Linked DNA regions of Homo sapiens: region 1 is linked to region 2. A link is an interaction called in ENCODE POLR2A ChIA-PET data of the cell type or tissue named here. Cell type or tissue: B cell. All regions are shown on one strand. Each heading gives the region's core, and the rest is flanking DNA. Links, peaks and the distances in the headings are about the cores only.

What was found. ChIA-PET counts read pairs that join two places held together with the same protein. Peaks named below come from ENCODE experiments on the same cell type or tissue, not always from the same donor. Only the 100,000 strongest peaks of a DNase experiment are listed, where the experiment ranks them.
Region 1: POLR2A ChIA-PET joins it to region 2 with 7 read pairs; 2 of 35 experiments call an interaction of 5 or more read pairs at or near these places.

The regions. Positions count from the first base shown.
Region 1 is chr3:136,841,292-136,845,690 of GRCh38, reverse strand. The region is part of intron 1 of SLC35G2 (solute carrier family 35 member G2); the gene reads right to left. It overlaps NCK1-DT (NCK1 divergent transcript), which reads left to right. Exons shown (of 3, transcript NR_110177.1): 3 at 3,122-3,715. Among named protein-coding and RNA genes, the nearest start is that of NCK1-DT, 19 kb to the left of the region's middle. In B cell, for the core only: no CTCF peak of the experiment used is centred there; no DNase peak of the experiment used is centred there.
Region 2 is chr3:136,725,114-136,729,512 of GRCh38, reverse strand. The region is part of intron 1 of STAG1 (STAG1 cohesin complex component); the gene reads left to right. Among named protein-coding and RNA genes, the nearest start is that of STAG1, 25 kb to the left of the region's middle. In B cell, for the core only: no CTCF peak of the experiment used is centred there; no DNase peak of the experiment used is centred there; H3K27ac peaks cover 615 bases.

The DNA.
Region 1 (4,399 bases), core at 275-4,274, 120 kb before region 2:
CTGGGAGGCGGATATTGCAGTGAGCCGAGATCGCGCCACTGACTCCAGCCTGGCGACAGAGCGAGACTCTGTCTCAAAAAAAAAAAAATTAAATTTTTAGGGCATAACTGCAGCTGTTCCTTAAGTAATTTGTATCTGCTTTAAACCACTAGAGAATTAAACTATTCTCAATCAATTCTAAAGGGTGCTGGAAATACATGTCTTTCAGCATCTTCAGGCTGAGTTTCAAGTGCTAGTTTCCTGCTAGTTTCCCAGTGCATGCCTCACATTTTGGCCCAGTCAAGTAAGTCCCATCACCAGCAAATCCACAGTGATTCCACATCAGGAAATTCCCAGTGGTTCCATATCTGAGCTTGCTCAGAATAAACTTCTCACCCAAGAGCTTATTTACCACCATCAGATCTCTAAATAAATAACATTTTGTTTATTCCTATTACAAAAGCAATATATGTTCATTATAGAACATTTAGAAATGTGGGAAAACAAAGAAAATAAAAATCACTCATAATCCTACCATTCAGAGACAACTACAGACCCTTCCAGTAAGATTTTTCTTACAAAAATGATATCAAACATTATATCCTATTTTATAACTTCCCCATTTTACAATACATTGTAAACATTTCCATGTCATTAAAAATTACATAATATCACTTTTAATGGCTAGTTAATATGGAACCAACAAGGGCTTTGAACACATTAACTTCAGCTCTCTGAAAGCTGAAAGGCAAATGGGATGACAAACTACCCTTATACAGGATTAGGTTCATAACAATCACAGGAAATGCCACATATGTGAAAATAAACAGATAACAATTTTGAAGTTTTTCCATTGAATGTACATGAAAGAATGTTTTGTCTTGTTTTCTTTTTTTTTTTTTTTTTTTTTTTTTGAGACAGAGAGTCTTGCTGTCGCCCAGGCTGGAGTGCAGTGGCCCAATCTCTGCTCACTACAACTTCCACCTCCCAGGTTCAAGCAATTCGTGCCTCAGCCTCACGAGTAGCTGGGACTACAGGTGTTAGCCACCATGCCCAGCTAATTTTTGTATTTTCTGTAGAGACAGGATTTTTGCCATGTTGGCCAGGCTGGTCTCAAACTCACGGCCTCATGCAATCAGTCAGCCTGGGCCTCCCAAAGTGCTGGGATTACATGTGTGAGCCACCACGCCCAGTCAACAAATTTGTTGTTTTTTTTTTTTTTTGAGACGGAGTCTCGCTCTGTCTCCCAGGCTGGAGTACAGTGGCGCAATCTCAGCTCACTGCAACCTCTGCCTCCCAGGTTCAAGCAATTCTCCTGCCTCAGCCTCCCGAGTAGCTGGAACTACAGGCGCGTGCCACCACACCCAGCTAATTTTTTATATTTTTAGTAGAGACAGGGTTTCACTGTGTTAGCCAGGATGGTCTCGATCTCCTTACCTCATGATCCGCCCGCCTCGGCCTCCCAAAGTGCTGGGATTACCGGTGTGAGCCACCGCGCCTGGCTGTTTTTTTCTTCTTTTTGAGACGGAGTCTCACTCTGTCGCCAGGCTGGAGTGCAGTGGCGAAATCTCGGCTCACTGCAACCTCCGCTTCCCGGGTTCAAGCAATTCTCCTTGATTCTCTCCGTGCCCGGCCAGCAAATTTGTTTTCTTATAACTTGCACAGCCTGTCCACCTCCCAATCACTTCTACTCAAACCTTCATCTAGGCTCAGCTAGGCTAAGGGCAAAGGGTAAGTAGTAAAATTCACTCAGAACTCTGATTTTTTTGTTTTGTTTTGAGACAGAGTCCCACTCTGCCACCCAGGTTAGAGTGCAGTGGGGCAATCTCAGCTCACCACAACCTCCACCTCCTGGGTTCAAGGGATTCTCCTGCCTCAGCTTCCTCAGTAGCTGGGACTACAGGGGTGCGTCACCATGCCCAGCTAATTTTTTTATTTTTAAGTAGAGATAGGGTTTTGCCATGTTGGCCAGGCTGGTCTCGAACTTGTGACCTCAGGTGATCCTCCCGCCTTGGCCTCCCAAAGTGCTGGGATTACAGCCTTGAGCCACTGCGCCCAGCCTTTTTGAAACAGGGTCTCACTCTGTCGCCCAGGCTGGAGTGCAATGGAGCAATCTCAGCTCACTGCAACCTCCACCTCCTGGGCTCAAGGGATTCTCCTGCCTCAACCTCCCACGTAGCTGGGATTATAGGTGTGTGCCACCACACCCGGCTAATTTTTGTATTTTTTTAGTAGAGACAGGGTTTTGCCACATTGGCCAAGCTGGTCTCGAACTCCTGGCCTCAAGTGAACTGCCCACCTCAGCCTCCCTAAGTGCTGGGATTACACACCTGAGCTACCACACCCTGCCAGAACCCTGATTTTTTTTTTTTTTTTTTTTTTTTTTTTTGAGACAGAGTCTCGCACTGTCACCCAGCCTGGAGTGCAGTGGCGCGATCTCGGCTCACTGCAAGCTCCGCCTCCCGGGTTCACGCCATTCTCCTGCCTCAGCCTCCCGAGTAGCTGGGACTACAGGCGGCCACCACCACACCTGGCTAATTTTTTGTATTTTTAGTAGAGACGGGGTTTCACCGTGTTAGCCAGGATGGTCTTGATCTCCTGACCTCATGATCCGCCCACCTTGGCCTCCCAAAGTGCTGGGATTACAGGCATGAGCCACCATGCCTGGCCCAGAACTCTGATTTTTAAAGTGCTCCTTCTAAGAAGACTCAGAGCTACAGAGATGTCAGAAACAATCATAGAATGACTCTACATCCTCCCACAATGATACTAGACAGACACACTGGCACACCTCGAAATTTCTGGGTTGTGCACAGCCCAAGAGGGCTCATTTAAGCTGCCATGTCCACTCCTCCAACAAATCCAGGCACCATCTAAAGGGAACATGCCAAGTCACAGTCTCCTTTGTGAATTCCATAATGGCAAGAGAGCTCTCATTCATATTTGCGTTCCTGGCACCCAGAGCACATTTAATAAAAGTTGATTAAACAAAAATAATGACTTGGTCCTGAACTGCATTCTACAACTGCTCCTTGAGTTTTGTCCCATCCTATAATAACCATCACAAGCTCTGCTATTTATTCTACCATTTCTGTCCTGGCCCCACCTTTGAGATTGTTCTCACAGTTATCTTTGCCACTAGGTTGCAATTCTGACTGTGCTGGTGATGCTGGTTCCAGGTCCCTCAGGAACCCCTCCCCCAGTCTGGTCTGCCCTTGAACTCTATACTGGCCCCAGGGTATCCCAGGATTGTCAGAAAGGCCTGGCCAGGATTCACCTGGGAGAGGGATCAGCATCTCTGCAAAGTTGTTGGATTGAAAGAACTTTCATTTTGAGCTACATCATTGAAGAGCTTTAAATCTGAAAATAAGAAAGACGTTGAACCCTATTACTCACATCTCTTTGTCATTTGAAGCAGATCCCGAACCACTCAAAAGGACAAAACAAGGAAATAGCAATGAAATTGGATTCAGTGAATGGGGTAAGGGTATTAAGTGTCTGAAATATAAGAGATAAAAAAATTAGTTTTTACCTTTTTTTCTATTTTCTAAATGTTTTGGTGGCTAGAATAAGATATACTTTGAACTCAAGAGCAATAAATGTTAATATATTAAAAGTAGCTTTATGAAATATGGAAAGTATCTTTATTTCAAAATACTTCAAAGTAATCATCTGAATATTTATCAGAAATATTAAGACAACTTATTAAATCCTGTATTAAAATGATTGCTTATTACTTTTTGTTTATACTAGTCAGAAGTGATTCTCTTCCACATTTTAGATTTTTCAGAGTAAAAAGGATATAATTTTAGACTTTCAATTGAATATAAACTGGGGTTTTTCCACACGATTTGTGGACATGGCTGTCTGATGGTGACTCTTAGGTATTTATGCTAAAAATGTTATTTTGGGGATCCTTGGGAATGGACTCTGATATTTATTTATTTATTTATTTATTTATTTATTTATTTATTTATTTTGAGGCGGAGTTTCACTCTTGTTGCCCAGGCTGGAGTGCAATGGCACCTTGCCGGCTCACCGCAACCTCCGCCTCCTGGGTTCAAGCAATTCTCCTGCCTCAGCCTCCTGAGTAGCTGAGATTACAGGCATGCGCCACCACGCCCGGCTAATTTTTTTATATTTTTAGTAGAGACGGGGTTTCTCCATGTTAGTCAGGCTGGTCTCGAACTCCCGACCTCAGGTGATTCACCCACCTCGGCCTCCCAAAGTGCTGGGATTACAGGCATGAGCCACCATGTCCGGCTGGACTCTGATATTTATATTCACATTATTGGCCAGTAGGGAACTGATATCTGACTCAAAAATTAGTAGGATATGAAATCCTTCATTCTATCCATGAGCTTGTTATTCTTGAGAAAAAAATTTACTTTGAGAGTCTGAGGAATGATAAGTTTGTTAC
Region 2 (4,399 bases), core at 159-4,158:
GTAATTGTTAGACTAACCTCTAGATCTTATTTACTGTGTTAAAGAATCATATTACAATATTTTAAGTTGCTTTAATATATTGATAATTGTATTTGAATATAATTAATTCTCTTATAAGCATGGTACCATTCACAAAGAGGGAGAGTTTAGTGGATAGCTTGATGTAGGGTAGACAGGAAATTTTAAATTCATAAATCCCTTTGTCTAGGCTGAGCGTGGTGGCTCACTCTTGTAATCCCAACACTTTGGGAGGCTGAGGCTGGCAGATCACTTGACCTCAGGAGTTTGAGACCAGCCTGGGCAACATGGTGAAACCCTGTCTCAAAAAAACAAAAACAAAAACAAAAAAACCACACACACGCAAATTAGCTAGGCACGATGGCATGCATATGTGGTCCCAGCCACTCTGGAAGCTGAGTCAGGAGAATCCCTTGAGCCAGGGAGGCAGAGGCTGCGGTGAGCCAAGATCGTGCCTTTCACTCTCGCCTGGGCAATAGGAGTGAAATCCTGTCTCAAAAAAAACAAAAGAATCTTTACAGAAGAGACTGTCTCTCTTTCCCATCCCTCCTTTATTTGTTTTGTTAAATAGAAATGAAACCTAAGTTCTTTGTTGTTACATGTCAAAGTATTAGATTAAAAAACACTTAGGGTTTAGGAGTGCTTTTTACTAAGCACTTCCTAATAAATTAGGGAAGAGGATTATATGCATCATCTCACCAGGCATTTTAACTATCCTATAGTTTGATATAGTGCTGTTTAATGTAACTTTCTGCAGTGATGGAAATTTTTTTGTTTGTGCTATCCAGTGTGGTAGTTGTTAACCACAATGATGCAGAAAGAGAAAGTAATATAGTAATAGTTAACAGGAACATAATAACATTATATAATAATAGTTAACAGTATGTGTTAGATGCCAACTACTGTTCTTAGCATATTGTATATATTGACTCATGTAATCCCTACAATAGCCCCATGTGGTGGGTAGGGCTAAGTCTCTTTACAGATGAAAAAACTGAGGCACGGAGAAGTTAGTTGACTTTCCAAAGGTTATATAGGTAGTAATTAGAAGATCTGGGATTCAGACTCTGGCAGTCTGGCTTCCTTTATGCTCCCTTTATACTTCTTTATCATTTTCCCCATACCCACAAATGCATTTACATGCTGCTTTCAGAAACAAGACATTAAAAGGAATTTAAGATAAATAATTTTGTTCTAATTATTAACTAAAAGTATTGTGGTACTTTATAGTTTATTTCCCCTTTGTTACTTGATTCTAATCATGGACTCAATTTACTATTTAGTGTAAGTAAACTTGTATTCAGTGTGGTGTTTTTTTGTTTTTGATTTTTTTTTTGAAATGGGCTTTCGCACTTGTTGCCCAGGCTGGAGTGCATGGCGCAACCTCGGCTTACTGCAACCTCCGCCTCCCAGGTTCAAGCAGCTCCCCTGTCTCAGCCTCCCGAGTAACTGGGATTACAGCTGCCCACCACCACACCTGGCTAATTTTTTGTATTTTTAGTAGAGATGGGGTTTCACCAGGTTGGCCAGGCTGGTCTCAAACTCTTGACCTCAGGTGATCTACCCGTCTCAGCCTCCCAAAGTGCTAGGATTACAGGCATGAGCCACCGCTCCCGGCCATGGTGGGTATTTTTAAATAACCAACACCGATATTGTTAATAATCTAGATGTTTTTCCTCCCAAAGGTTAAAGTTAGGTTCTAAAATTTAATAATAATATGATTATTTTCCTTACTGAAACAAAATGTAATTCTCAGGTCATTTTGTGATGAGTTGGCTTTGGTTAATGGATATTTCGCTTTCCCTAGAGAACATATTTGAATAACTAACCTGTTACACCTAGCATGTTGTGTTCCTAGAGACCCAAAAGGGGGAAAGTATCTCTCAGAGACAGAGTTCCATCCTTAACTATATTCAGGCCAACCTGGTGGTAGATTAAAGGGGCGAGAGAACTGTCATTTCTCAAGTATCTGTTATAGGCATTATTTTTGGTGCTTTAAATACATAGCCATCATTTATTGAATACAAGCTTTTTATTAAGGCTTTCAAGTGCTTTAGATTCATTACATGCCATTTTCTTCACATATAACCCTTCAGAGAATATGGCAAAGATGTTTTTACAGATGAGGGCTTTGTTAGGCTCTTTTTCTTCTCTCTCCTCCCCTCCCCTTCACTTCAAGGGGAAATGATCATAAACATAGATGGGGAATGAGATTGGGGTGGTGCTGGGATTATCACTGCTGCCAGCTCGCCTATTACTTAAGGCTGTCCAAGTTATACATTTTTCATTTCATTTATATACTGGAAAAGAAGGCAGATGGTATTTATTCTTACATGAGAGACAGTATCATGTAAACAAAATAATCATATATTATGATGAATGCTGTCTATGAAGGGAATAAATGAGGTGTTATGATGGATAATAATGAGGTACTTAACATTAAAAAAGGCCAGGAAAGGCATCTCTGAGGGTGTGAAATTTAAGCTGAGGATGTGTACAGAACCTAGGCAAGAATGGTCCAGATACAGGGAAGAGCAAGGATAAATCTTTTTAGCAGAAATGGCTCTAGGAATTCAGAGAAGGCCATAGTGACTAGAGGGAACATAATGCAGGAAGAGTACAGTGGTGTTGCATGAGGTTAGAGAGGTAAGCAGAGTCTGGATTATGTAGGGTGTATTTGGGATAGTTAGGACTCATAGATTTTATTATAAGTGAAATGAGAAGCTGTTAGAGAGTTTTAAGAAGAGGAATGTTTAAAAAACATTCTTCTAGGACGGGTGCAGTGGCTCATACCTGTAATCCCAGCACTTTTGGAGGCCAAGACAGATTGATGGCTTGAGGCCAGGACTTTGAGACCAGCCTGGTCAACATGGCAAAACCCCATCTCTACTAAAAATACGAAAATTAGCTAGGCAAGGTGGCGCACACCTGTGATCCCAGCTACTTGGGAGACTGAGGCAGGAGAATCACTTGAACCTGGGAGGCAGAGGTTGCAGTGAGCCGAGATTGTGCTGCTGCACTCCAGCCCAGGTGACAGAACAAGACTGTCTCAAAACAAAACATATTCTTCTAGCTTAGTGGTTCTCAACTGAGGGCGATTTTGCTTCCCAGGGGACATTTGGCAATGTCTAGATTTTTGATTGTCACAACTGGGAATAATGGTTTATGCTGCTGGCATCAGTGGATAGAAACCTAGGGATTATGGTGTATGCTACTGACATCAGTGGATAGAGACCTGGGGATGATGGTGTATGCTACTGGCATCAGTGGATAGAGATCAGGGATGCTGCTAAACCTTCTGTAATGCACAGAACAGTAAACAACTATTGGCCCAAAATGTCACTAGTGGCAAGGTTGAGAACCCTTGCTTTTGCTATTGTGTGAATATTGGATGGTGGGTGGGGTGTGGGGAATGCAAGAGGGAGGGTTAGGTTGTTACAGTGTACAGGTGACAGATACAGTGCCTTGGATGATGGTTGTAATAGAGATAATACTGAGAAGTGTTCTTATTCTGTATGTGTATTGGAGTTAGAGTAGATAAGTGAGGAAAGGGATAAGTCAAGGACGATCTCCAGGTTTCTAACTAATAATTGAGTGATTTGTGATACAGTCCTAAAGTAGGGAAGACTGGGAATGAAGTGTTCTGATTTTTAAAATTTTATTTCATTGAATTTGAGTTGCTATTAATAGAAGACACAACACTATTTTAGGGTACAATAGGAAGGAAGCAGTAACCTCATGCTGTCTGTACTTGGTCACACCAGCCATTCATTGCTTTGAAATCTTATCTGTTCTCAGGGATATGGCAGTTTCTTCTACCTTTATTTGTATTGCGTGGCATATGATAGGCTGTCCTTCTGCATGTGTCTCAGTAACAAAACATAATACAGCTTCATCTACTTGTGGCTGTTCTCATATCCCATAAGTCATCACTTTACTGTTGCTTTGCAAGAAAACATAGAATTGGCGTTATTACTAGCAATAATTAATACTTAACTTGCTAATACAGATTTTTTTTGTGCCTTTCTGCATACTTAATAACTTTTCAGTGCCAAATTGTAGAGTAGTATTTTGAAAGCAGTTAAACACAACATGCATGGAACCAGCAATGTTAATAGCTCAACTGATGATCATTGGTCAAGCTAGTCAGATTTTAGAAATAGGAAATAATTCTTTTGTCAGAAGACCTTATTTTAAACACACACACACACACACCCGTATAATTTTGTTTTCTAGTTCTTGCCTACTGAAGAGTGGTAATATTGATGTATAGAGTGACTCATTTGCTTAGGGTAAGATTTTTGGTAAAGGTTCACTAAGAAATTTAGAAGCTTCCTTAGTTGATTTAAAATACGGGAAAAAATATCACTAGATTTACACA